Regions from separate parts of the Homo sapiens genome. Here regions 1, 2, 3 and 5 are each linked to region 4. The links are chromatin loops, found by intact Hi-C in ENCODE. Cell type or tissue: heart right ventricle. All regions are shown on one strand.

Region 1 (5,000 bases), 50 kb before region 4:
AAAAGCTTAGTATAAATGATTTCTTCAAATCCTCACAGCAATACTGTGAGATAGATATTGTATATTTTGTATATAATTATTCCAATCATACTGAAGAGCAAACCAAGGCACCCAATAGTTAAAAAACATGCCCCAAATCACAGTTAATGAAAGGTAAAATTGTGATTTAAACCCAGAAAATTTATCTCCAGAATTCACCCTTGTAGCCACTAGGCCGTACTATCTCACTAGCCCGAGAGGGAAAAGTTCTTGTGTCCCAATTCAAGTTTGAGTGTTATCCACATCTGTAGATTTCAAATTTTCCTGCTTTTTAAAGTGCAGATTTTCATGGTAGGAATCACATAAGGTAGCAATGGTGCTAAGGGTGCTATTCATGTATGTGTGTGTGTGTGTGTGTGTGTGTGTGTGTGTGTGTGTGTGTTGGTGGGTGTGTTTGTGTGTTTCTGTGCTCTGTGTATGTGGTTTTCAAAGCTCCCAGGACCCACACAATATGAATTTACATATAATCCTCTTTGGGTGGTTGGTTTGAATCATTTTAAGAATTTTCTGCCCACACAAGCACAAGTATTCTACTGGGAGACAGAGCATCTATCTTTGAACCACTGTTAAATTGCTGTAAAATCTCTTATTCACAGACTTCTCAGAAGTTCACATGGCCAAACTCTGAGCTTTGAGCAGTAGCAAACTCTAAAAACAGTTCTGCAAGAATGAGTCCCATTCTTCATGCTCCTTAAGGAGTCCAAATAAAGAATTAGTGGTGTTAGTTGGGAAGAAAAAATAAATTAATAAATTTCATGAAAGTTCTTGGCATTTGACTTCAGGTTTGCGGAGTCAGGGCCTCATGGTGTTGAGATGTGTTATTCACATCAACCAATGTAATAATTCTTTTGGTTTGTAGAATTCCTTATGCTTAAAAAAGAAAGATATTTTATCATCCTTGTCAAATAGAGGCTTGGAAGGAAGAAGGAAGGATGTTCCCTTAAACAGAAAAGAAAACTGAGATAGAAAAGTTTAAGTGATTTAGACCCAGAAAATCAAAGTTTTATAACTGGAAGAACTCACTTGTGCAAGGCCAAGGACCTAAACCTGGGCTTCCTGACTCTGAGTCTAGAGCTTTTCTGAAAAATAAGGCAACACAGAGGTGTATTTGTGTGGGTCTATTTCTGAATTCTTTATTGCATTCCTTTGATCTATGTCTGTACTTCTGTCAATACCACACAGCCTTGATTACTACAGCTATATAATAAGTCTTCAAATAGGGTAGACTGATTCCTCCCACTTAGTTTGTTTTAAAAATTGTTCTAGCTATTATGGTTCCTCAGCCTTTAGTCAAAATTTTAGAATAATCCTCTTTCTATCTATTTTAAAAAAAACAACGTTGCTGAGATTTGGGTAGGAATTATATTAAATGTATATATTGATTTGGGGAGAATTGCCATCTTTAGTATATTGTGTCTTTACTATGTCAAGTACTTCCATGAACATAGTATGTCTCTCTGTTTATTTAGATCTTTTTATTTCTTTCATCAGTCTTTGTAGCCTTCAACATACAAGTCCTATGTATGTTTTATTATATTTAAACTTACATAATATACATTACAAATATAATATATTTAAATGTACTTACACTTATTATTTTTGAGTGATTAAAATTAGCACTATATTTCTTATTCTGGTGTCAGCATGTTCATTATAGGTATGTAGACGTACAATTGATTTTTGTATCCGGTGAGCTTGTTGAGCCTGTATCCTGTGGTCTCTTATTAGTTCTAGGAGAATTTATTAGTTCTAGGAGAGTTTTTTGTAAATGTGTTGGTATTTTTTTCTGTAGGCAATCATGTCATCTTCAAATATAGTTTTATTTCCTCCTTTCCAATCTGTATGCCTTTAATTTCTTTTCTATAATGGCTAGAATTTCCAGTGCTATGTTGAATAGGAGTGGCAGGAGCAGATATTCTTGCCTTGATCCCTGTCTTAGGGAGAAAACATTAAGTCCTTCTTCACAAAGTATGATGTTAGCTGTAAACTTTTTAATTGAGGTAATTATTCTATTCCTAACTTGCCGAGAGTTTTTTTTAAGTCATGAATGAATATTGAATTTTGTCAAATAATTTTCTGCATCAATTAATATAATCACATGATTTTAAAATATTGAACCAGTCTTGCATACTTAGAATAAATCTAATTTGATATGATGTGTAATTCTTTTTGTACATGGTTGTATTCAATTTGCTAATATCTTGTAGAGGATTTTCACATGTATTAATATAGCTACTCCTGCTTTCATTCAATTAATGTTTATATAATATAGCTTTCTTCATCCTTTTTCTTTGAACATGGCTATATCATTATATTCAAAGGGGCTTCTTATAGAAAGCACATAGTTGGGTCATGTTTTTAAAGCACTCTGCTAAACATTGTCATTTTTATAAGTCCAAAAAAGTTAAACATCAGTAATTACATGTGTTAAACATAAGTAAATACATTGTTTTAAGCCTCAAAATGATATCTTCAAAATCCTTAAAATATGAAAATTTCACAAGTGAAGAAACTGAGACACAGAGAAATAGAAGTACTTGCCTAAGTCAGTATACCTAGGAAGCAATAGAATTGGAATTTGAACCCAATCTGGCTCTGGTATTCTTGCTTGCACCCATTATTCTTTGCCAGCCTGGGCTAGCCAGCAAGCAGAGCTGCCTCATTCTCACCCCTAGAATTAACTTTAGCACAGGCTATACATATTTTAATAGGGCCACCTACTCAGTGAACTCTAATCCCACTTGGGAGAGAAGTAAAGTTCCAGTTCACTGGTCAGGCCCCTGGCCTGACAGTACTTGCAGCCATGAATGCTGGTCATGACTAGCTGCTGTTGCTACTAGGTTTGGGCAGGCAGTGGGTAATAGTGCTCTCCTTATCATCCTAGAAGTTTTAGGCAGAAAAGTCCCAAATCAATGGCAGGCCAAGTGACTGGGGGAAAGTCCCTGGCCAGTTAAAAAAGGAGATGCATACTTAAGCCTGGGCAAACAGAGCAGCAGTGTCCAGCTCCAGTGAGGCCCACCAAGATAAACATGGACCCCCACCCTCCACTCTCACTGTGGGTTTCTCCAGGAAAGAGGTGGGAGGAGCCCGGGCAGGACACAGGACAGGCCCTTGGGTCTGGTCCAAAGCAAACACACAGACATGACCAGGGACTTCATGAGGTTATAACTCAAAGCTATCCTGTATTTGGTGGGAGTCACCTAAATGTTCCAAGAGGGACCCAAAATTTACCTTCTTCCTTTGAATGAAGCAGATTATACAATGAATCAGAGCAGAGACATGAAAGTCTATACACAATTAATGGCTCCCTTCTGCTGTGAACCTTCCTGTGCTGTGAACATACACTCTCTGCTATAAACTGAATGTTTGTGTCCCCTTAAAATTCCTATGTTTAAATCTGACCCCCAAAGTCATGGCATTTGGAGTTGAAGCCTTTGTGGGGTGATTAGATCATGAGGACAGAGCTCTTGTGGATAAGACTAGTACCCTTATACTAAGGACCCCAGAGAGTTCTCTTCCCCCTTCTGCCATGTGACAACACAGCAAGAAAACAGTTATCTCTGAACCAGCAAGCAGGCCTAACCAGACACCAAATCTGCTGGCACTTTGATCTAGGATTTCCCAGCCTCCAGAATTGTGAAAAATAAATTTCTCTTAATTATAAGTCACCCTGCATATGGTAGTTTGTGACAGCAGGTCCAACATACTACAACCCTATCTTACCACCTTCATCATCCATAAATGGTCTCTTGGGATTCGGGTAGGCCTGAGTGGCCTAATTAATGAAAAGAGGACACAATGCCCTGGTAAATTACCACTGTCACCAGAGAGGAGAGGACCTGGGTAACTAGCATAAAGAAAAACATATTTCAAAAGACTCTCAATCAATCTACAATTGTAGATTGTGTAACCCAACCAACCAAACTGCAGTCAAAGGTCATATAGATGAAATCTTCACCCTGTCCCTGAAAACCTTTCTCCCGTGTGTCAAGGCTGAGTACAGTGCACGTTAACAAGCTGATATGCCAGTGATCTATTTTATAAAAGCTAAAAAACAGATCCAGGAAGGTTAAGACACTGTCTCAAGGTCATCCAGCAAAAGGGGAAGCAGAGCCCAGGCTTAAAGTCTGGTTTCAATCTGGATCTTTTGGCTCCAGACAGCGTTCTCTTCATTCTACCATGCTTCCTCACAAAAACAAGCAGACGTCGATGTTCACGTCTCTATGGACACAACACTCCTCCCAGAAAAGAAGCCAGACTGACTTACCCAAAGATAATCAGCAAGTCCCTAACTGAAATTAAGTCTTCTTAGAAATGTCTTAGCTCCATAATTTCAACTTTATAAAAAATTGTGTTTTTATAGAAGAAGACTGGAATGTGTTCAGCTGATAGGATTATGAATAAAGTCCTCTCCCTCTCCCCTTAAAAAAATAGTCTTTAAGGTTGGGTTATATTATTTTCTTTTTCACCTTTTTGGTAAAGGAGTCCATTTTCCTAAATGCCATTCTAAAGATGACTAAGGTCATTGAACTGAATCCTAAATGCCATTCCAAAGATGACTAAGGCCATTGAACTGAAGTCTTCAACAAGAAAGAAATGAGCTGAACAAACCAGGAGGTATCATGTTACTCGACTTAACTTCAAAGTATACTGCAGGGCTGTAGTAACCAAAACAGCATGGTGCTGATACAGAAACAGACATATAGACCAATGTAATTGAATAGAGAGCCCAGAAATAATGCTGCATACTTACAACCATCTGATCTTCAACAAAATCAACAAAACCAAGCACTAGGAAAAGGACTCTCCATTCAATAAATGATATTGAGATAGCTGGCTAGCCATATGCAGAAGATTGAAACTGGACCCCTATCTTATATACCACATACGAAAATCAACTCAAGATGGATTAAAGACTTAAATGTAAAACCTAAAACCATAGAAACTTTGGAAGATAACCT
Region 2 (5,000 bases), 110 kb before region 4:
GTTGGCAAGGATGTAGAGAAACTGGAACCCTTATAAACTGTTAGTGGGAATGTAAAATGATGCAGTCAGTATGGAGGCTCCTCAAAAAATTAAAAATAGGACTACCATATGCTCCAGCAGTCCCACTTCTGGTATATACCCAAGAGGATCTAAATCAGCATCTTGAAGAGATATCTGCCCTTCCATGTTCATTGCAGCACCATTCACAAAAGCCAAGACATGGAAACAACACAAATGACTATCAGCAGATAAGTAGATACAGAAAATGTGGGATACACCTACAATGGAATCTTATTCAGCTTTAAAAAAGAAAGAAATTGGGTGGGGGGCTAGGGGAGGGACAGCATTAGGAGAAATACCTAATGTAGATGATGGTTTGATGGGTGCAGCAAACCACCATGGCACGTGTATACCTATGTAACAAACCTGCACATTATGCACATGTACCCCAGAACTTAAAGTATAATGATAATAAAAAATAATAATGAAAAGAACAAAAAAGAAGAAAGAAAGAAATCCTAACATTTTTGACTAAATGGTTGAACCCGGTAGAAATAATTCTAAGTGAAATAACCCAGCCATAGAAGGGTAAATATTGCCTGATTCCACATACGTTACATATCAAAAATGGCCTAAATCATAGAAACAAAGTAGAATGATGGTTGCCAGGAATTGGGAGGAAAGGGAAATGAGGAATTCATATTCGAGGGATATAAAGTTCGGTTATACAAGATTAATACGTTCTAGAGATCCACTGTACAACATTGTGCCTATACTTAACGATACGGTATATTACACTTAAAAACTTGTTCAGAGAGCAGGTCTCATTAAATGTTTTTACAGTCATCATCATTATGATTATCATCATAAGGAACTGACTGCATTTTAACCCTAGGCACTTCACTTGTCCTACCCTAGATCATGCCTTGCTATTCAGCAATAAAATGAACTATTGATGCATGCTACAACAACATGGATAAATTTCAAAACAATTATGCTTAATAAAAAAAGTCAGACCAAAAAAGCACATACTGTATGCTTCCATTTATATGTAACTTTAGAAAACAAAAACAAGTTAATCTATAGTGACAGAAAGAGATCAGTTGTTTCCTGGGGGAAGGAGGAGCGGCCAGAGGAATCATAAAGGGACACAAGCAACTTTTGGTAGTGATGGATGTGGTCATTATCTTGATTATGGTGATGATTTCACAGGTTTATATGTAAGTCAAAACTGGCCAACTTGTGCATTTTTAATGTGTGCAGTCTATTGTATGTCTATTGTACTTCAATAAAACTGTTTTTGAAATAATCTCTGGAGAAAGATAATTTTGAAGATTTTTGTGTATTATCACTTCCTTTTTCAAAGCCTGTGGCCAGGCCTTTATGTTCATTCACCCTAGGGGACATTTATGTTTACAGGGAAGAAAAAAGAAACTACATGAAGACAAAGAACTTCCTAGAAAGCCTGCCCTCAGAAAGGGACTGCAGGGTGGAGTAGAGGTGGCAGGGAGAAAGGCGAGACTTCTCTCAGCTTGGAGGGGTCAGAGAGAGGCAAATTTATAGTCCTAATAGGTACCAAGCCCCATTCCCAGGAAGTGCCCTGGAGAAGTAGCAAAAATCAAGGGAAAAAGGTTTCACGTGAGCATAATGCCCAGGCTTGGCACAGAAACAGCAGAACTACCTTCCCTAAGGAACATCATGGGCTTGAAGAAGGAGGATATCCACTACAACCATGAAGAACTGAAGGCAAGAGGGCCCTTCTGCTTGTATCATACCAAGGAGAACTCCTGGAGTCTTATCTCACCCTAAAAAAGGGAAAGATAGCTTTAGGCCAAGGATTAGCTGATACTTCCAGAAACTGCAATTAACCAGAATCATATGCAGGAAGTTTTGGCAAGAAACATGGCCATATACCCACAGGAACACTTCTATGTTCACCATCTGATATGGTTTGGCTGTGTCCCCACCAAGTCTCAACTTGAATTGTATCTCCCAGAGTTCCCACATGTTGTGGGAGGGACCTAGGGGGAGGTAACTGAATTATGGGGGCCTGCCCGTCTTTCCCGTGCTATCCTTGTAATAGTGAATAAGTCTCACGAGATCTGATGGGTTTATCAGGGGTTTCTGCTTTTGCTTCTTCTTCATTTTCTCTTGCTGCTGCCATGTAAGAAGTGCCTTTCGCCTCGTGCCATGATTCTGAGGCCTCCCCGGCTATGTGGAACTGTAAATCCAATTAAACCCCTTTTTCTTCCCAGTCTTGGGTATGTCTTTATCAGCAGCATGAAAATGGATTAATACACCATCAGATATAGTTTGGATATTTGTGCCCACCCAAATCTCATACTGAAAAGTAATCCCCAATGCTGGAGGTGGGGGCTGGTGGGTGGGAGAGGAGGTAGGGTGTTTGGATCATGGGGGAAGATCTCTCATGAATGGCTTGGGCCATGCCCTTGGTGATAAGTGAGCTCTCGCTCTAAGTTCACAGGGGATCTGGTCATTTAAGAGTGTGCAGTCCCTTCCCCGCCACCCCACTCTCTCTGTCTGGCTCCTGCTTTCGCCATGTGACATGCCTGCTCCCACTTCACCGTCCACGATGATTATAAGCTCCCTGAGGCCTCCTCAGAAGCCAAACAGATTCCAATGCCATGCTTGTGCAGCCTGCAGAATTATGAGCTAATTAAGCCTCTTTTCTTATAAATTGACCAGTCTTGGGTATGTATTTATAACAATGCAAGAACAGCCTAACACACCATCCACTATGATTTCCAAGTCAGTTTTGAATCAAGAGATGAACATATGAATGTAATATCACTTTGCCTATTCTTATCAAAAGTATAATTTCTCCAGTAGAGGTAATGTGTGCCACAGGTAATCATTATGCTTGAATCTTAAGGGCAAATCTGAACTGTTTGGGGATGAAGCAACAAATTCTCAAATTCCACTTTCTGAGAAGTGAAATTGAAGGGAAGAGTAAGGATGAGGAAACACTAACACAGGATGCTAATGGGGCCAAAATTTCCAATGGATGAGATCAATGTACTTTTTGAAAATCACACAAAGAAAATGGCCCTCTCAGGGGCCTGCTCTAATCCCTCCTCAACACTGATCTTACATGTCGCTGAGTGTGCTAAGTGTTTTAGTCCTTGTCACCAGTGACTTAATGAATAAAGAGAGGCTTCTGGAGGCCTTTAACCTGGGCTACATGCCCAGGTCAGTTTATCAGAACGCTCACATTGGCATTTAGGACCCAAGCCCAGCTACTAATAATGTAGAACTTCACTTACCCTTTGTGACTGTCACCTGTGTGTATGTCTCCCTCAGGCACCTCCTGGGGAGAAGATCTAGCTGTCCAAGGCAGGCATTCCTGGATCTTTTGACTGTAGTCCATGTCATAGTGTCCCTGATTGCCATCTTGACCCTGATAATAGAATTCTTAACAGTTTGCAAAGTGCTGTCCCATGGCTTATCTTTGCTTTACCCTTGCAATAACCCTATGTAGTTGGCAGAGTACACACTATTACTCTCAAAATATATACAGGTTGAGTATCTCAAATCCAAAAATCTAAAATCCAAAATCTGATGCTTTTTGAACACCAGCATGACGTTCAAAGGAAATGCTCATTAGAGCATTTCGGATTTTGGATTTGTGGATTTGGGATGCTCACCTGGGTAAATTTATATTATATTATATTATATTATATTATATTATATTATATTATATTATATTATATTACATTACATTACATTATACTATATTATATTATATTATATTATATTATATTATATTGTATTGTATTGTATTATGTTATGTTATATTATATTATATTATATTATATTCCAAAGTCCAAGAATTCTGAAATCTGAAACACTTCTGGTCCCAAGCATTTTAGATAAGGGATACTCATCCTGTATGAGGAAACTGGCAGAAGGCCCACAGCTATTAAGTAGTAGGGATTGACGTAGATCACATTCTGTATCTCTATCCAAAGTTTGTCCCAATACACCAGACTTTAACCTTTGCTTTAACCAAAAGAGTGGCCTGGTGCAAGCCGTGTGTCCCAAGATTCCAGGCTGCCACAGAGGCATGTAGCTTAGTCAGAGAGCTGTTCTCTAGTGTCTTCTCTCTCTTCTGAAACCAACGCTGTGTTCAGAGTCCAGTCCTATCTCCAACCCCATTTGCTTATTGCTTTCCAAACCCATGGTTTATTTTAATTCCTATATTTATTAAATAATTCGTTAAGCAATTCATTGGCCTTGCGGGAATACAGTGGTAAACAAAACAAAGTGCCTTTTGTCACTGAGTTTACATTCTCATGTGGGGAAACAGCCAATAAAGCAAATAAATATATAATGTGAGAGAAGATGGCAAGTGCTGTGAAGAAAAAGTATGCAAAAGGAATAGGCATTCTTTTATATAAAGAAATCAAGGTAGGCTTCTTAGATAAGGTGACTCGGAGCAGAGACCTGAGTGAAGGAAGACAGCAACCAGGTGACTCTTGCAGGGATGATGGTTTATGCAAGGGGAACAGCAAATGCAAAGGTAAACTTGAGGAAAAAGCATGCTTGTTGTGGAGGTGGTTTGAGGTACAGCAAGGAGGCAGTTTACCCAAAGTGAAAAAACTAGTTAAAGTTATTATGCTAGCATTCTCCTTTTCCAATGTAATGAACTTGTACTCAACAAAAGCAAGCATTTTGAGGGGAGGATAGGGCCAATTACAATGAATGCCTCCTTTCTCTGATTTCTCACATTTTAAATATCTTTCTTATACTATTAGATACATACTGCTTTGTAATGTACCACGTGTGAGTCCTATCTCCCCTGCAGGTGGCAAAATTTTGAGGGGAATAAAGCCACTGTATCTTATTCATTTTTATTTCTCAGTGCATATTGGGGAGAAAATAGGTATTTAAAAATATTTATTTAAAAAAAGAGGTAAACTTTAGAGATAGATGTAAATAAGGAATAAAGATAACATTGAGTAAAATACAGACTCCCTCCA
Region 3 (5,000 bases), 60 kb before region 4:
CTGCCTGTAATCCCAGCTACTTCGGTGCCTGAGACACAAGAATTGCTTGAACCTGGGAGGTGGAGGCTACAGTGAGCCAAGATCGCACCACTGCACTCTAGCCTGGGCAACAGAACTAGTCTCTGTCTCAACAAAAAAAGAAAAAAGAGCTGCTTTATTTTCTGACTTGTCTCACCAGCTTTCCCATCGTGTTAAAAGCTTTTGTGTCTATATGAAGGGACTGTAATAAATTGGAAAGAATGTCCACCTAGCACATCAAAAACTTGACAAAATTAATAAAGTTGAATTCAAAATTTTTTTTTTAGCAATTAAGTCTAAATTCTAGAACTAAGTCACAGTAATGATATTGCTCCACAGCCAAAGCAAGACATTTGGATTTCGACATTTGAATATTTTTCACGGATACATTCAAAATTCTCTGAACAAAAATTTTACATGTGATTGAGTCAAATAAAGTGGTATTAAAATTTGAAAGATAATGTTTCTGTGTCTGAGAAATTATGGAACACAAAATTACCAGGAAAAACAAAAACAAAACTCAAACACAAAGCTAGTCTGCTTTTTTGTGAGTTGATGAATAATGTTTTGACTGAAAGATATTTCTATCAGTTACTAATAAAAATACTTCTAGATTTTTGACATATCACAGAAATGTAGCTCAACATGCATTCTTTTTTTAATATTTATTGAGAAATTTCTAAACATCAGAAACTTTGCTAAGCACTATGAATAAGTAACATAGTTACTTCCCACATGTGTCTTAGAGTTTCATGGGAGGCTGGAAAAAAGAAAAATCAATGACAAAATGATATGACGGGGCAACGATAGGAGAACACAGGGACTTGGCCAAGGTTTAAGGGACAGGAACAGCTTCCCAGACTAAACAACATCTAAGCTGAGATCTAAGGGATGTGCAAAACATAAAATGAGGAGGTGGGGGAAAGAACTCCACAGGTAGATGCACCCTCATAAAGAAAGACCCAGAGACTAAAGGGCCTTTCCTCAGAGGGAATGTGGGAAACATGGAATCGCCTTGGTGTGGCTCAAGCACGGAGTGTACGGCAAAGCAGAAAGATATGAGACCAGTGAGGAAAACCAAAACCTTGTAGGGCATTTACTCTGAGAGCAAAGCAGAGCCACTGGAGGGCTTTTAGGCAGAGGAGTGGCATATCCAGTCAGTGACTTAAAATCAGAAGAGAAAAAAATGGAAACGGGAAGGCAGAGTTAAGAAACTATTACCCAAATAGGCAACAATGGAGGGGATGGAGACAAACCAGGAGTTTGAGACCACCCTGGCCAACATGGTGAAACCCCATCTCTACTAAAAATACAAAAATTAGCTGGGTGTGCTGGCATGTTCCTGTAATCCCAGCTACTCGAGAGGCTGAGGCAGAAGAAGCGCTTGAGCCTGGGAGGCAGAGGTTGCAAACTATGAGAGATTTAGCTATGAAATCAAATGGATCATGATTTGATTCAAATATGAAGGTGAAGAAGAGAGAGAGAAGCCAAGAATGATGCTGAGTTTCCTGCTTCGGAGGCCAAGGATCCCAATGCAGGGCCTTTGCGCTTACTGCCCTCTCTGCCTGGAATGTTCTTCACATACCTGTCAGCCTCCCTTACTCACTTCATCCAGGCTCTGGCTCCAAGGCTGCCTGGTCAGAGGTCCTCTTCGACCACCCCATATAAAACAACACCTAGTCAGTGCCCAAACCCTCAGCCCAGCTCCATTATTCTTTATCCTCTTATCCCCTAATACCACTTCAGAGTATTTCTTATCCCCTGACTTGTTATACATTTGTCTGTTCAAGGACCTTGCTGTCCCCTTGAGAATGTAAGCTCCATGAAAGCAGCAGTTGTTTCTATTTTGTTTCACTCTCAGTACCTAAAATAGTTCCCGGCACATTGTCACTCTCAAAATGTCTTTGTTTGATGAATAAACTCATAAAGATAGAAAACGTCAAAAGAAAAACACAAAGGCGGTTCAGAAACACTCCCTCACTTTCCAGCACTAGTTCTAATACTTTCATGCAGAAGCTCCTTTGCTTTTTAGCTAATAAAAATGTAAGATATACAGAAAAGTACACAAATTGCACACGTAAAGCTCAATGACAAAGTGAACATACCTGTGTTATCACCACTCAGGGCCAGAAATATAACAACCTCAGCAACTCAGAAGCCCCCAACACAGCCCTCCCAGTCACTAACCTCTTGCTCTTCCCCAAAGGTATCAGGTAAACTGATGTCTAACCTCATATAGTTTTGTCTGTTTTTGAACTTTATATAAATATAATAACTCCATTTGTTTTCTTTTTTGTTTGGCCCCTTTCGCTCAAAATTAGGTTTGTGAGGTTCATCCATGTAGTTCTATGGAGCAGTATGTCATGCTTTTTCATAGTTTAAAAAGATTCCACTTCACAAATAGCCTATAATTTATTTTTTACTATTGATGAATGTCTGGGTATTTCCAATTTGGAGCCATAACTAATGATGCTGTATCAACATTCCAGTACATACTTTTAGGTAAACATATGGATATACATTTTCATTGGATTATAGCTAGGTCATATCATATGCTGGGTCATAGAGTATGGTCAGATTATATGCTGGGTCATAGAGTATGCAAATGTTCCATTTTAATAAATATTGCCAAACTGTTTTTCAAATAGGTTATACCATGTCTGATTCTTACCAGCAGTATACATTATTTCCCACTCTTTCAAGTCTTCAACAATGCTTGGTAATACAAGTCTATTTGGTTTCAGCCACTTTAGTGGGTATGTAGTGGCATCACATTTCCCTAGTGACTGAGGTAAAGGTGGAGTGAAGGCAAGCTTCTTTTCATGTCATTTGGATATCCATTCTTGTGAAGTTCCTGTTCTGGTCTCTTTTCCCTTTTCTTGTCTTTTTCTTATTGATTTGTGAGAGGTCCTTACATGTCCTGAATACAAATCCTCGATTGGTCATAAGTGTTCCAAACAGTTCCTCTGACTCCATTGTTTGCCTTTTCCTTTCTTAACAGTGACTTTTGATAAACATAAATTCTTCACTTTAATGGAATTCACGTGATCAATCTTTCCCTTTCTGTCAGTGCTTTCTGTGGCTTGGAGCTGTTGTAGGAAGCATTCATAAAGAAGGATGAGTAGAGCAGGGAAGTGGAGGTGGAGGGAAGGCACTTTCTAAACGGTGGTGGGAGGAGGTGGGTGTCAGCCAAGGCAGGGATGTGCTCTCAAGACTGAAAACACTGGGCTGGACTCACTAGAGCAGAAGGTTTGTGTCAGTAAATGTGGGAGAATGTTCAGCCAGGTAAGGTGAGGCTAGACTGCACGGGACCTTAAGGCAGGCCAAGGCATTTCCCCATGACCTGAAGGCACTGAGGATGCTCTGAAGGTCTCTGTCTCCACCCACCTACAGGCCTTGCCTGTCTTTGTTTGCAGCCTACCATGTGGATATGCCCACCGCAGAATTGAACCAGTGTCCCTTGTGATACCTTTCTACCTTCTACATACTTCTATTTCTGTCTTTATCAGACTGCATGGCAATTTATGTATCTTCCAATCTAAACTGACAACTTCAAAAGTAGATATTGGTAGCAGAATGCAAGTTCAGTTTGTACAGGCTCATAAGAGCTGATTATTAAATTTTCAGGGCTTCTGTGAGCCAATTGACACCATGTTGGTAGCTTGAAATCAAACATGGCAAGAGTATTTACTCAATGGAAATCAGCAAAAGGTACAAATCAGGGTACCGCCTCCCCACAGAGCCAGTTGTACTTGCCAGCACGTCACTAGACACTGGTCTTATTCATCTCTATATTGCTGTCACCAAGCACAGCGTTTGCATCAATGTTTGTTGAATTAAATTGCATTTTTTCACACCTATCACTCCTTTTAGGACTCCACATAAATAAATTCTTTGAACAATCATTATGAGAATCCTGCTCTCTGCTCCTTCAGTACAACCAGACAGTAGGTTGCATTCCTTTGTCATGCACAGTGAGGCCATCCCTGAGAGTTTTCAAGGGCATTTGTGAGGCAATTAAAGAACACCAGGCAATGCACAATTAAGGGCAAGGCAGGGTGTTGGAGTGGCCAGTCCTTCCAGAGCCCAGTCCTCAAGAGATCTTTACAACCTGGCTGGTGCTCCTAAGAGGTCTGTGAATCTCATGAGATTCACAGAGTAATAGCAGCCCAGGCACTTCCTAGAGCCAAAAGCTCATCGAACTCACAAGGCCACTAAAGGAGCAGCCTGTGGGCCCGCTGTGTCAGGCACCAGGCATGTCCTTTGTTGTTCCCTCCAAAAACAGGATGGGGAAATGTCAGTTGGTGAGAGAGCTCGTGACTCACGACTATACCCTGGGGGGGAAAGAGGTTTTCAGTAAAAGGAATGAGTAAAGTTTTATCTGCCATACAAACCCAAGAGCCAAAACTTGGTGAAAGAATGAATACAAATTAAATAGACACAACTCCAGCATTTCAAAGCAATTAAAAAATATAACTGTAGGTCCGTTTTTAGAGCAAGAATACTATTCCCATGATTCTTAACCGAAAGAATGCCCAGGGCTCAGAGGGCCAGCGCAGGAGAATCTCCTCAGGAACAGGCATGAGGGCTTGTGTGATTCAAACAAAAATTACTCACTATTATAATTGCTTTAATTTATTTTTAGTCATGGTTATTTACTCAGAAATTTCAAATAACATTAGGGAAGGCATAACTTTTTATGTTTATAAAAAGATGTGTGGGTTTTGTAAAGGATGAGAAACATTCATATATTTTAATTCTCATCTTTTACAGATGAGGAAACTGAAAATCCATCTGTAAACTCTACAGAAGCATCGAGGAAATCTATCTTATCACCCGTTATGTATCTAGTACTAACAATGCCTAGCACATGGTAGGTATGCTGGAAAGAGCTGCTGAATGAATCAGTAAATAAATGAATGAGAACCCAAGAGGAGATATGACTTGGCCAGTGTCACACATGTTGACATTTTGGCAGAGCT
Region 4 (5,000 bases):
AAAATGGTGTGACATGAATGTATGGGGGGTGGCCGCTCCAATTTTTTCATGTGTCTATTAAAAATGCAAATACATGGAAAGGTTTGAAGTAAATTCACTGTGTGTGATAGAGAATTCAGATGACTTCAAGACTGGGGAGCAATTATACAAGAAGGAAAGAAAAGTGCGAGTTCACAGAGTGGCTAGGGGAGAATAAGCAGGTGATAAGGTCCTGTGCTTGGACATGGAGACTCTGTTGAGGAATCTAAGTGAAAGGCATTCCGGAAACACCTTACCCACTTCCCTTACATTTAAGGTTTCTAAAGCAAATGGATCTTACCCAGAAACAGAGGCTGAGGCCTCCCCACTGCAGGCTGGCTCTCCACCCCCACCCCAGGAGCAGCAGCCTCCCTTCTGACTGCAGGCACAGAATAGGGAATGCCAGGGAAAGGATGAAGGGAGATGTGCCTGCCAGTGACAAGAAGGTCCTGGGTCAAGGATCTGCCCTCAGCTAGATACGAAGCTCCTCAAATGTCAGTCTTGTCTGAGGAGCAATCAGGGGACTGGTCCTGACTAAACACTTCCTTTTCAGAGACAGGGGATGCTTCACCAAGCACAGTGTCCTTCAGCCTGCACTGCTTTGGGCAAGGAATCATATCAAACCAGGCCAGTGGAGGAGAATTTAAGAGACAGAATTTAAGACAGAGCCCTCAGGAATATTCCCCCGGGAGGGAGGAAGGCCTGCTTCCATTCAAAGGAGATGGGCACTAAGACTGAGGCCACCCATTTCAGAGTTTCACACACATCCAAATCCATCTGCCCTCCTGCCAGCATCAGCACCAACTGCCAGACCCAGCACCACAGGGGCTGCCTCATATGACGTTCTGTGTTTACCGATCCTAATCGAAAGAGCTGATATGGGTAAGCCCTTGATAGCCTTCAGCATGCATGCATGTCCAATACCTCTTGCAGCAATCACACTGAAAGGTACTGCAATTGTTCCCATATAATAAATACAGAAGTCAAGGTGCAGAAAGGCAAAGCAACTTTGCTAAGTAGTAAAAGGTAGAGCCAGAACTTATCCTGAATCTTCTGACTCTAAGTCCCAGGCTCTTTGCATAACAAAGGTAAGTATATACCAAAGACCCAGAAATCAACCCCACATCTGATATCCAGACAAATGTTCAGCCAAGTGCAGAAGTGGCCTCTGAGAGAGAATCCATACTGCTCCCATAGCCTGACACCTTCACCTCCTGATCAGCCAGTGAAATATGGAATTTGACCCCAAAAGTAACCAAATGCAAGGGAGATGAGGGGAGTATCATTGAATAGTGATTCCAAGCATAGGTTTTAGAGTCAGATATACATGAGTTTCAAATGTATTAGCTACCTTTCCTTGAGCAACTCATTTCGCTTCTCTAAGCGTTAATGTCCTTACATGTACGATAGAAATAATGCCTTACATAGCTGTGAGAGTCAATCAAATTATGTATGAAGAGCTCTGAGCATGAATTATGTATTATTTTGAGCCTGCTGCATAGAAAATACTCAGAATTTAGCTTCTTTTTATTTTACACACACACACAAATATAACCATAGACATCATTAGCTGATGAGCCGCCATTGGCGTCCTCTCTATTACTGATAATTAACGTCCTTGTGGTGACTTGCTCATCATACTGCCTCTATTGTCTCAGCCAGAATAAGCCTTAAAAAGGAAATGAAAGCAGAGGTATGGAGTGGAAAGAACACTGGACTAGCAGTAGAGAGAATCTCAATTTCATTTTCAGCTCCACTACAGATGTGCTGTGGGACTTGAACAGGTCGGTCCCCTTCCTATCATTTTTTACATCTGTGGAGCGAAGGGGTTAGATGAGAGGCCTAAGGCCCTTTTCAGGACTCTTAACTCTGTGTTGTAGGAAGCCAATGATCGGCAAAATGGTGCTGAACCCCCTACTGGCTTGAACAGTACGAACTCTTGCCTCAAATGGCTGGTCTGAGAGTTTCAGCCACTGGGAACAGTTCTCTTTCCCTTTGGATGGGACTCTTGAACCTAGGCCAGGACTCAGAGGTCCCAAATGAAAACAGCCCCAGTCATTCCATAACAAAGGGAAAGGCACCCAGAGCCAGCGAGGAGATGAGTCTGGGAAGCTGTATTTCACTGTCACAACTGAAAAATCTTCCATGCACCCAGCCTCCCCCTAGCCACCCCAAATCTCAGGGGGAAGCCACCCCTCATCCAAAGTTACCCTTCTCACAAGTAAATCAGCAACTCCCCTGAAAAACAAAAAGTGCTTGGTCTACACTATCTCCAAAACTCAGGACCTTCTAACACCACTACTAAATGTCTAAAAACTTAGCTCTCCTGCTCTGCCTTCTTCATCCTGAAACTAACTCTGCAATCGGCCTGTCTTGCCTGCCAACAATTTCAACTCTGCTAACACTGTTTATTGTATCTTGCAGCTGCTATAGATTCATTTATTTTGCTTCAGGCTTCTTTGGTTATTACTGCTCTTTATTCTTCCCTTCATAGCATAAATCCAGACCCCCAAAAACATGGGATCTGATTTCTCGAGTCTGTGGTGCCTCATTACGTTCCCTTCCTTGTCTGACTTAAAACGCCCTTCTGTTTCCTTTTTAAAACTTTTCCTGAAACACCAAAAGAAGTATATGCGGAGCTTTCATTTTCAAAAAAGAAAAAATAATAAAGAAAAAAGACCCACATAACTTACTTTCATCCAGGGGTGCACAGTTTTGGAAAGAAGAAAACAGAGCTATAATCCACTGCGTTTCCCCAACCCAAAAAGAAGAATTTGTTGTGAAACGCTTCTTTTTCCACTTTGCTGGTGAAGGAGCCCGGTGGTAGGCATACATCCACAGGCTGATGCAAGATGCCTTTGAGAGAAACCTCACATTCTGAGGATTCCTGGGAAAGCGCCAGGGATCCCAGCATCCAATATATTGCACATTTGGTTTCAATTAGGAAGGGGGTTGGGGAGGGAAGAAGGAAAGTCACCAATCAGAGCTGTTTTCTGTTTGGAGACTATTTCTTTTGACCCAAGGGACTATGGGCAAAGCTATAATTTACAGCAAAACCCATTCATAGAAGAAAAAATATGTATAACCATAGGACAGACTTAAAGACACCGCTCCCTTCTGCCTTATTCCCACCCATATCCATCTCCACTTCCTTCCCCTCCATCTAAGACTTGATCCCCTTCCTGTGATCCCCACCCCCCCGCCGCCTACCCCACACCTCATTTTTCTTACTTGAGCTGAAGCTATAAGCAAAACTTAAAGTTTGGAGTTTTCCAATTGAAGCTTCCAGGACAGTTGGGGCACACACGCGGAGCTGACCTTTAGTATTTTGACCATGAAAGCCTAGAGCTGAGCTCTCCCCCGAAAGATTTGATTTAATCCCTTCCCACCACGGCTCCCCCCACCAAGAAAACAACTGGAAACTGCCAGAATCCAGGATTCCTATTTTTTTCCACTCAATTCCCAGTTGGCTGCTGCCTCTGAGGGTCTGTTGCTGTCCTGGATTCATGCTGCTAAATGAAAACACAAGCATTTATAAGGACTTTCTAAATTATTTTGTGAACTTTTTTTTCCCTCCTTTATCTTCTCCCCGCTTCCACAGCTATAGTCAGAGATCATGTGAAAGGGGCGGGTAGGCAACAGGGGAGGAGCCTTCACTCCACTCTCCAAACGATAACTAATAACCCTCTCCATCCATCCAGGCTCCAGCCTTAACCCTTCAGAGCCTGGATCATTCCTGACCAAGCCCACGCTGGGCTGTTCTGGAGGTCCTGATTCTCCGTGAGTATGGAGAATGCAGGGCAAGCAGGGACCCAGGGGCAGGAGATCCAAAGAGAGAGGTAGATGGCAAAAGGCAGGTCAAGAAGACCGAGCTTACCTTTGAGAGCCAGACTTCTTGTAAAGAGACCTCCTTTCTCTGAGCTCTGGAGCTATCACCAGCTCTTCTCTGTTTGTAGTTAATCTGGGATTGCACAGTCTCCAAGATGAGCAAGAAAAGAAGTGAGCAAACAGGAAAGGGAGGATGGAAAGAGATCATGGAGGAACGTTCCCATAGTAAGTTAGGGGCAGGAGATGTTTCATAAGGGGAATGGAAAAGCGCACACACACACACACACACACACACACACACACACACACACACAATGAGGGTGGCCATGAAACTGAGAGCTAGTGTTGAGTCAGTGTTAAGTCCCTAAAAGTCTCATAAGCTCAGCACCAGTCTGAGGGTCAGAAAGCAGCCGTTAACATCTGTGCCTCACAGCTGTTACAGAAAAGGACACGGAGAACATGGGAATGGTTCAGAGGGCAGCCATGGAAATGATTAAAGGCAGCAAGCAAGACCTTAGAGAAAAAACTAGAACTAGGGTTAGTTTATGAAGAGAAAAGACACTGCAGAGATCAACTTATTAAGAAGACTCTTCAAATAACTTACAGCATCTGAAGTCAGGCCTGAGGGTGACTCAGGCCAGACATGCAGCTCAACTCAATAAATATGTGTTGGGCTCTTATCAGGCACTTTACTGGGTGCTTGCCAGAGACAACTAGAAATCCTCCTCAAATGTCCATGCCTGTAGTAGTTCACCTCTTTGGCATTACTATAAAGAATGTACCAAAAATACAATCTGTGATTTCACAGATTTGGTGATACTATAGGTCAAATGTGGAAAACAGTAACAACTTCATAAAACCAGACTGAGCCTGATAAAGGACAGGGCCTGTACATATAGGTATGTGTTTTCCTTTTTCATTTTAAGGTGGTTCTACTCCATAGGTGAGATTGTTTTTTCTCTGTGTATGTATAATTAGAACTCAAGTTGTAGTCTTAATTGAGCCAGGACTGAGCCAGTGATGTAGACTGCAAAACCCAGACACACCTGGGTTTGTCTGAGGCGGACTAGGCAGTCAAGAGTCTATTTGTATATAGACCAGGACACTTCTGGGGAAGAACTCACTGAACACAGAAAGGACCAAGGGATAAAAGT
Region 5 (5,000 bases), 120 kb before region 4:
TTATATACTGAATATGTCTTCACATAATGACTTAATATTATCAAATGCATTTGATGAACTAATTCATAGAGTAAATGAGGAAATGGATAAATGCATAGAATGAATGCTACCATACATAGTAGCACTTGCCCCACTATCATATAAATGTTTCCAGAGCTTGGTGCTGACTCTCCTTTAACTACATATTGTCATTGTTCAGTGAATCAATTTCAGAGAATCCAGTCACACTCTCTTCTATTCCACATATCCAACAACCCAGTTTGATATTAAACTAAGGGGGAAAATACAAGCTCTAAATTTAAATAATAATTTCTATTTAATTCTAATTAAATTTGTAGGATACTAGACCCAGGAAGTAAGATGCAAGGATTTCATGAGAATCCCAGGTATTGGATTTAGTTTTGTGTTCTAGCTTAGCAGGCTTTTTTGACTTCTGAGTAAGAGGCTCTGTTTTAAAGGCTGAGTTTTCCAGAAGCCTGACTGCTGGATGGAATATAACTGCATGTATGCTTATTTGACTACTTAGAGAACACGAAGAGGCTCCTTCCTTCTTTTTATGGAGGGACAGAGCAAAAACCATCATGTGGAACTTCTCTTTCCTCAAGCTCTGCATCTCAAGCTCTGGCAGATATGACACAAATTTCCCAAATGACGAGATTGGGATACTCACCCTCAAGCAATAATTGGTGTGACCCTTGAGGTTTAGAGCTAGATCAATAATATGTAAAATTTGTGAATCGCAAAAAATAAAAAAATACTAAGGGTGATTATGCCAGCCTTTTAAAATATATTTAATCATTGAAAATGTTTGGTAAATTATAAAATTTGACTGGCCTTATCCACAGTGACCAGAGCCTGGATCTCCCTTCCAAGGTTTTGCCATCTTTTTCTTCTCTCTACAGATCAGAAAGCTAGGAGAACGTAAGTTTACTTGCAATAAATATATTTCCCATTATCCTCAGAAAAATAAATCCCAGGAAAGTTTTATGAAAAGCAACAGAAATTAAAAGGAATGCCTGTTCAGTTCCCCCTTGGTCAAAATTAAATCAAGTGAAGAAGGGATAAGAAAATAAATGTTCAATATTTATATACTTTAGAGTTATTAAAATCACCAGTAAGCATATATTATTCTTGAAATTGTTTTAAATTTAAAAAGTAACTTTTGCTAATATGACTATTTCCTGAGACTCTGATGTCATCTCTCAGTGGCTGAGAGGATCTCTTCACTCAGCCACCTCCACCAGATATTTCATTACTTCAATTATTAAATGAAAGCCAATGATGTCTACATTTTTGTAATTTTTTTTATCTTTCCCCTGGAGTTAAGAGCCATAATTCCGGCTACCTTCCTTATTTCTCTACTGAATGTCTTCTCAGTCTCACAGACCTACACTCCAAACTAAATCCATCATCATCCCCTACTGAACTAAGTCTTTCTCCTTGGTTTCCCTTTTCCATAAATTATACTTCTCTTCATAGTAATGGAAAATGCTTGGCGCAAGGTAAGCACTCAAAATATATTTGTCGAATAAATAAATGTCATCCCCATTGTTTCAGTCACTTAGACTGTCAAACTTCATCTGACCCTTTTTCTCACCCTACTGTTTTGCCTCATACATCCAATCAGATTTCAAACATCCTAAATGAATATCTTTTCCTCATTCCCCACAGTCACGGTTATGGCCTTGGTCATTAATTCTTTTTACTTGGCAGAACTAAGAGTTTTAAAATGTTCCTCATAGCCTCCTCATTCCATTCCAATCTAACCTTTGCATGCTGCTTGATTAATCTGTCTAAAGCACAGCTCCAATCATGTCCTTCCTCAGCTTTAAAAATCTTCAATGACTCATTACATTAATGATAATGTTTATGAAGAATAAGAACAGCAATTTCTCCTCTTCCTCCTCCTCCACTTCTTGCTCCTTTTGGCTTTGACTTCAGGTTCCTTCAAAATATGGCATAATCTGCTTTGTTTTGCTTCTCCTGCACTACTTTGCCACATAAATATGGCCCGTGGTTAAATAAACTGTTGATTTCTCCCAGACAGTCCCCTAAACTTTATAACCATGATTCTTTTTTCCTCATGCTATTATTCCCTCTGCCTAAAATTCCATTTCAAGATTCTGCACCTGTGAAAGTACTACCCATTCTTTGGGACCCAGTTCAGATTTCATCTGTTCTACCATATCTTTACTGGTCCTTCAGTCAGAAAAATGATAATCAGATAACAACTTATATGTGCATAGCAATTTATCTTACGAAATGCTTTTCACACACATTTTAATCCCTTAAGCCTTGTAGCAAACAGAAGTAACTTTTATTATATGAAATCCAGATGTTTTCATCCCCATTTTTGTGCTTTCCTACTATAGTTTACTTTTTCCTTTGAACCCCAGAGCAGTCATAGGCTATCTCTTGCTCATATACTTGAATCATAGTAACTTATATTCTGTTTTAGCCCCTACTCCAAATTGTGAGCACTTTAAAGGTAGGATCAATGACTCCATTACCTTTGAATACCTAACATGCCTGGCCAAATTCCTTGTATATAGTAACAGTTGATTAACAAAGGCTTATTAAATTAAACTGAATTCGGTTGATCTCTGATTTCCTCTGTGCCTTGAATACATGCCTGTTGGGGTGTGACTGAGCGAAATTATGCCAAGACCGTTTAAGCAAAAAGGAAAGAACAGTGATTAAGAAGATGGAAAGGAAGTGACTAGGAGTAGAAGAGTGGATGAATCAGGTCTTCACCCAGGGGATGGCAGCTAGAGGGCAATAGTTCATTCTCCACACCTAAGCCAGTAGAAGGCTGTAATTCCACACTCCCTTCCTGAGACTCACTAGTATCTCCTTCTCTCGAGCCCTGTCAACCTCCATCATCTGGTCTGGTCTTCACGATGGACTGAATTCTCTCCCAGGCTCACTTTGCAGATGCAGACCAAGCTTAGAGAGAAAAGTGTTAGTGTGGGCTAGAAGAATGGCAAGGCTTAAAGGCTTGAAGTGAAACAGTATAGGTGGGAGCATCCTGTACCCAACCCTAAGTTCCTACTATATCTGGTCACACTTCTTTGCCATGGCACTCCTTTGATCCACTTCAGGCTTATCCATTGTTCCATTCTGTTCTTCTCAACTCCAGCTTCTACTATAGCCAGGTCAGTCTTGCCTTCAGCCCTGCTTCCTTTCTTCTGCTACCTTCTACCTACCTTCCTCTGCTACAATTCTCATCTTAACCTAGAACTTTCCTTGTCTATTGTAAGTCTTACTAGTCCCCTTTTTACAAATTTCAAAGCATTTATATGTATAAGGTCTATTCTTTCTGACTTCTTGACTTGCCCAGAGTATTATACTTATTACTTCAATTCTCTGGCCCTTTGTTTCCATAAGTAGGTCAATATTTGTGTCAGACTACATGTCCTGTTTTGAGGGTCAAAAATATGGCTATTATACTTAGAGCCATATCACAAACTTTAGCCATTACTTTGTGTAATTGATTGTTTTCTGGGTAATTAACTTGTCTTCCCAAACCGGGCTTTAAGTTCCCTGGAAATAAAGGTCATGTGTATTCCTTCATCTAAATTATTTCCAAATGCCTTGTACAAGAACTAAATAAATACTGATTGGTTGATTGATTATTGATCCCAAGACATGATAAAATATTATTCTTTCTTAGTGGCCAATTTCCCATTCTAATAAAGTTTCCCAGGATTTACCTGTATCCAACAGCTCCATCATAGACAGAATCATTCAGATAAATGATGGAACCTCCAGGGAGTACAAACTGCTGCCCAGCTGGAGCATTGTAAGACACCAAGCCATCTGCAAAGGAAACACAGCCAAGTGAGTGCCTACTGCTCAGGCCCATTACCTCAGGGAACTATGTGAGTTTCAAGGGTATAAGCTTGCACAGCGTGTCCAGCAGGACTCCATCTGGACACCGAGGGAAGACTTTGGAGGAGTGCCCCTCCATGGCAGTCAACGTAATGACTCTGAATGCATGACTCAGTGTGGGGCCCTAAGCCCTGGGTTAATGAGCAATGCTTCTGTCTCTATTCTTCCCAAGAGGGCATCACCATTCCAGGAGTAACTGATCCCATCCCTTTCTGATTTGATTGCCTTCATTTCCCAGAAGTTGGAGTTTTTAATAAAGTCTATAGGCTTCCTGGGCTAGTGACCTACCTAGCCAGACACAGCCGTAAAGCTCCACTCTCATACACACATTCATGGAGTGGTCGGTGACTGGAATGAACCGGACAAATCTGGCTACAATGGGCGGCTCCAAGTCCTTTAGGAAAATGTCATAGGGGTTACTATTTCCATCCAGCACCTGAGGAGAGAGAAGAGAATGAGTGAAGAGGTGGTATTAAATCATGCTCACTTTTCTTCACCCCACCACGTTTTTGATGGACTCTCTCTTCTTAATTCGAGGAGCAGAATGCATCTACTCTGCTTTCCCCACAGCCTTGATATTCCTTCCCTGCCTCCCTCACCCTGGGTCACACATTTACAAGGGCATGCCTGGTCTGTGGACACACATATCCACACAGAAAACCTGTACCCTTCTTCTCCTAGCCTAAGTCAAAATATGGTCTTGGACATCCAGGATCTGGATGTCTCTTCTTCCTACCTGTTTCCCATGACGGTTCCGCCAAGAGATCCAGCGAGTGCCATCCCGACTGTAATTGATCTTGTACATGGGGGCAAACTCGATGCCATGACCTCCTGCATGGCGCCCCTGGGTCCCCACCAGAGTGATAAAATGGAGGGTGTGCAAGTCAATCTGCAGAAACTCCTTCAGGTCATCAGGTTCCACTGGAATCTCAGGGCACCAGGCTCCATCCCCTTCTTCTGAGTCCAGCCTTGAGAGGTGAGGGTTGGGGAGAGAGGGAGCAACCATGAAACCACAGAGCTGTTTACTGGTTCACAGGCAAGCAGCTGCCCTGTACTGAGGGGAGAGAGCAGGCTGTCCTTATAAACATTTTGGGTTCTTGCCACAGTTT

What was found. Peaks named below come from ENCODE experiments on the same cell type or tissue, not always from the same donor. Only the 100,000 strongest peaks of a DNase experiment are listed, where the experiment ranks them.
Region 1: it touches region 4 in a loop (2.6-fold over the local background); 31 of 110 quality-filtered maps call a loop at or near these places.
Region 2: a loop joins it to region 4, with 2.6 times the contacts of the local background. A loop is called at or near these places in 10 of 110 quality-filtered maps.
Region 3: it touches region 4 in a loop (2.5-fold over the local background); 22 of 110 quality-filtered maps call a loop at or near these places.
Region 5: it touches region 4 in a loop (2.1-fold over the local background); 3 of 110 quality-filtered maps call a loop at or near these places.

The regions. Positions count from the first base shown.
Region 1 is chr1:162,680,234-162,685,233 of GRCh38, reverse strand. All of the region lies in intron 2 of DDR2 (discoidin domain receptor tyrosine kinase 2), which reads right to left. Among named protein-coding and RNA genes, the nearest start is that of DDR2, 50 kb to the right of the region's middle. In heart right ventricle, no CTCF peak of the experiment used is centred here; no DNase peak of the experiment used is centred here; H3K27ac peaks cover 2,195 bases.
Region 2 is chr1:162,739,997-162,744,996 of GRCh38, reverse strand. The region is part of intron 3 of DDR2 (discoidin domain receptor tyrosine kinase 2); the gene reads right to left. Among named protein-coding and RNA genes, the nearest start is that of HSD17B7, 48 kb to the left of the region's middle. In heart right ventricle, no CTCF peak of the experiment used is centred here; no DNase peak of the experiment used is centred here.
Region 3 is chr1:162,690,379-162,695,378 of GRCh38, reverse strand. All of the region lies in intron 2 of DDR2 (discoidin domain receptor tyrosine kinase 2), which reads right to left. Among named protein-coding and RNA genes, the nearest start is that of DDR2, 60 kb to the right of the region's middle. In heart right ventricle, no CTCF peak of the experiment used is centred here; no DNase peak of the experiment used is centred here; H3K27ac peaks cover 3,332 bases.
Region 4 is chr1:162,630,343-162,635,342 of GRCh38, reverse strand. DDR2 (discoidin domain receptor tyrosine kinase 2) reads right to left here and starts at 2,879. Exons shown (of 18, transcript NM_006182.4): 1 at 2,712-2,879. RefSeq lists enhancers at 4,032-4,131, 4,422-4,601. In heart right ventricle, a CTCF peak has its summit at 1,952 (motif pointing left); DNase peaks (open chromatin) are centred at 2,040, 2,902, 3,252, 3,702 and 2 weaker places; H3K4me3 peaks cover 4,022 bases; H3K27ac peaks cover 4,422 bases.
Region 5 is chr1:162,754,483-162,759,482 of GRCh38, reverse strand. DDR2 (discoidin domain receptor tyrosine kinase 2) reads right to left here. Exons shown (of 18, transcript NM_006182.4): 5 at 4,628-4,859; 6 at 4,180-4,327; 7 at 3,714-3,819. Among named protein-coding and RNA genes, the nearest start is that of HSD17B7, 34 kb to the left of the region's middle. In heart right ventricle, a CTCF peak has its summit at 2,766; no DNase peak of the experiment used is centred here.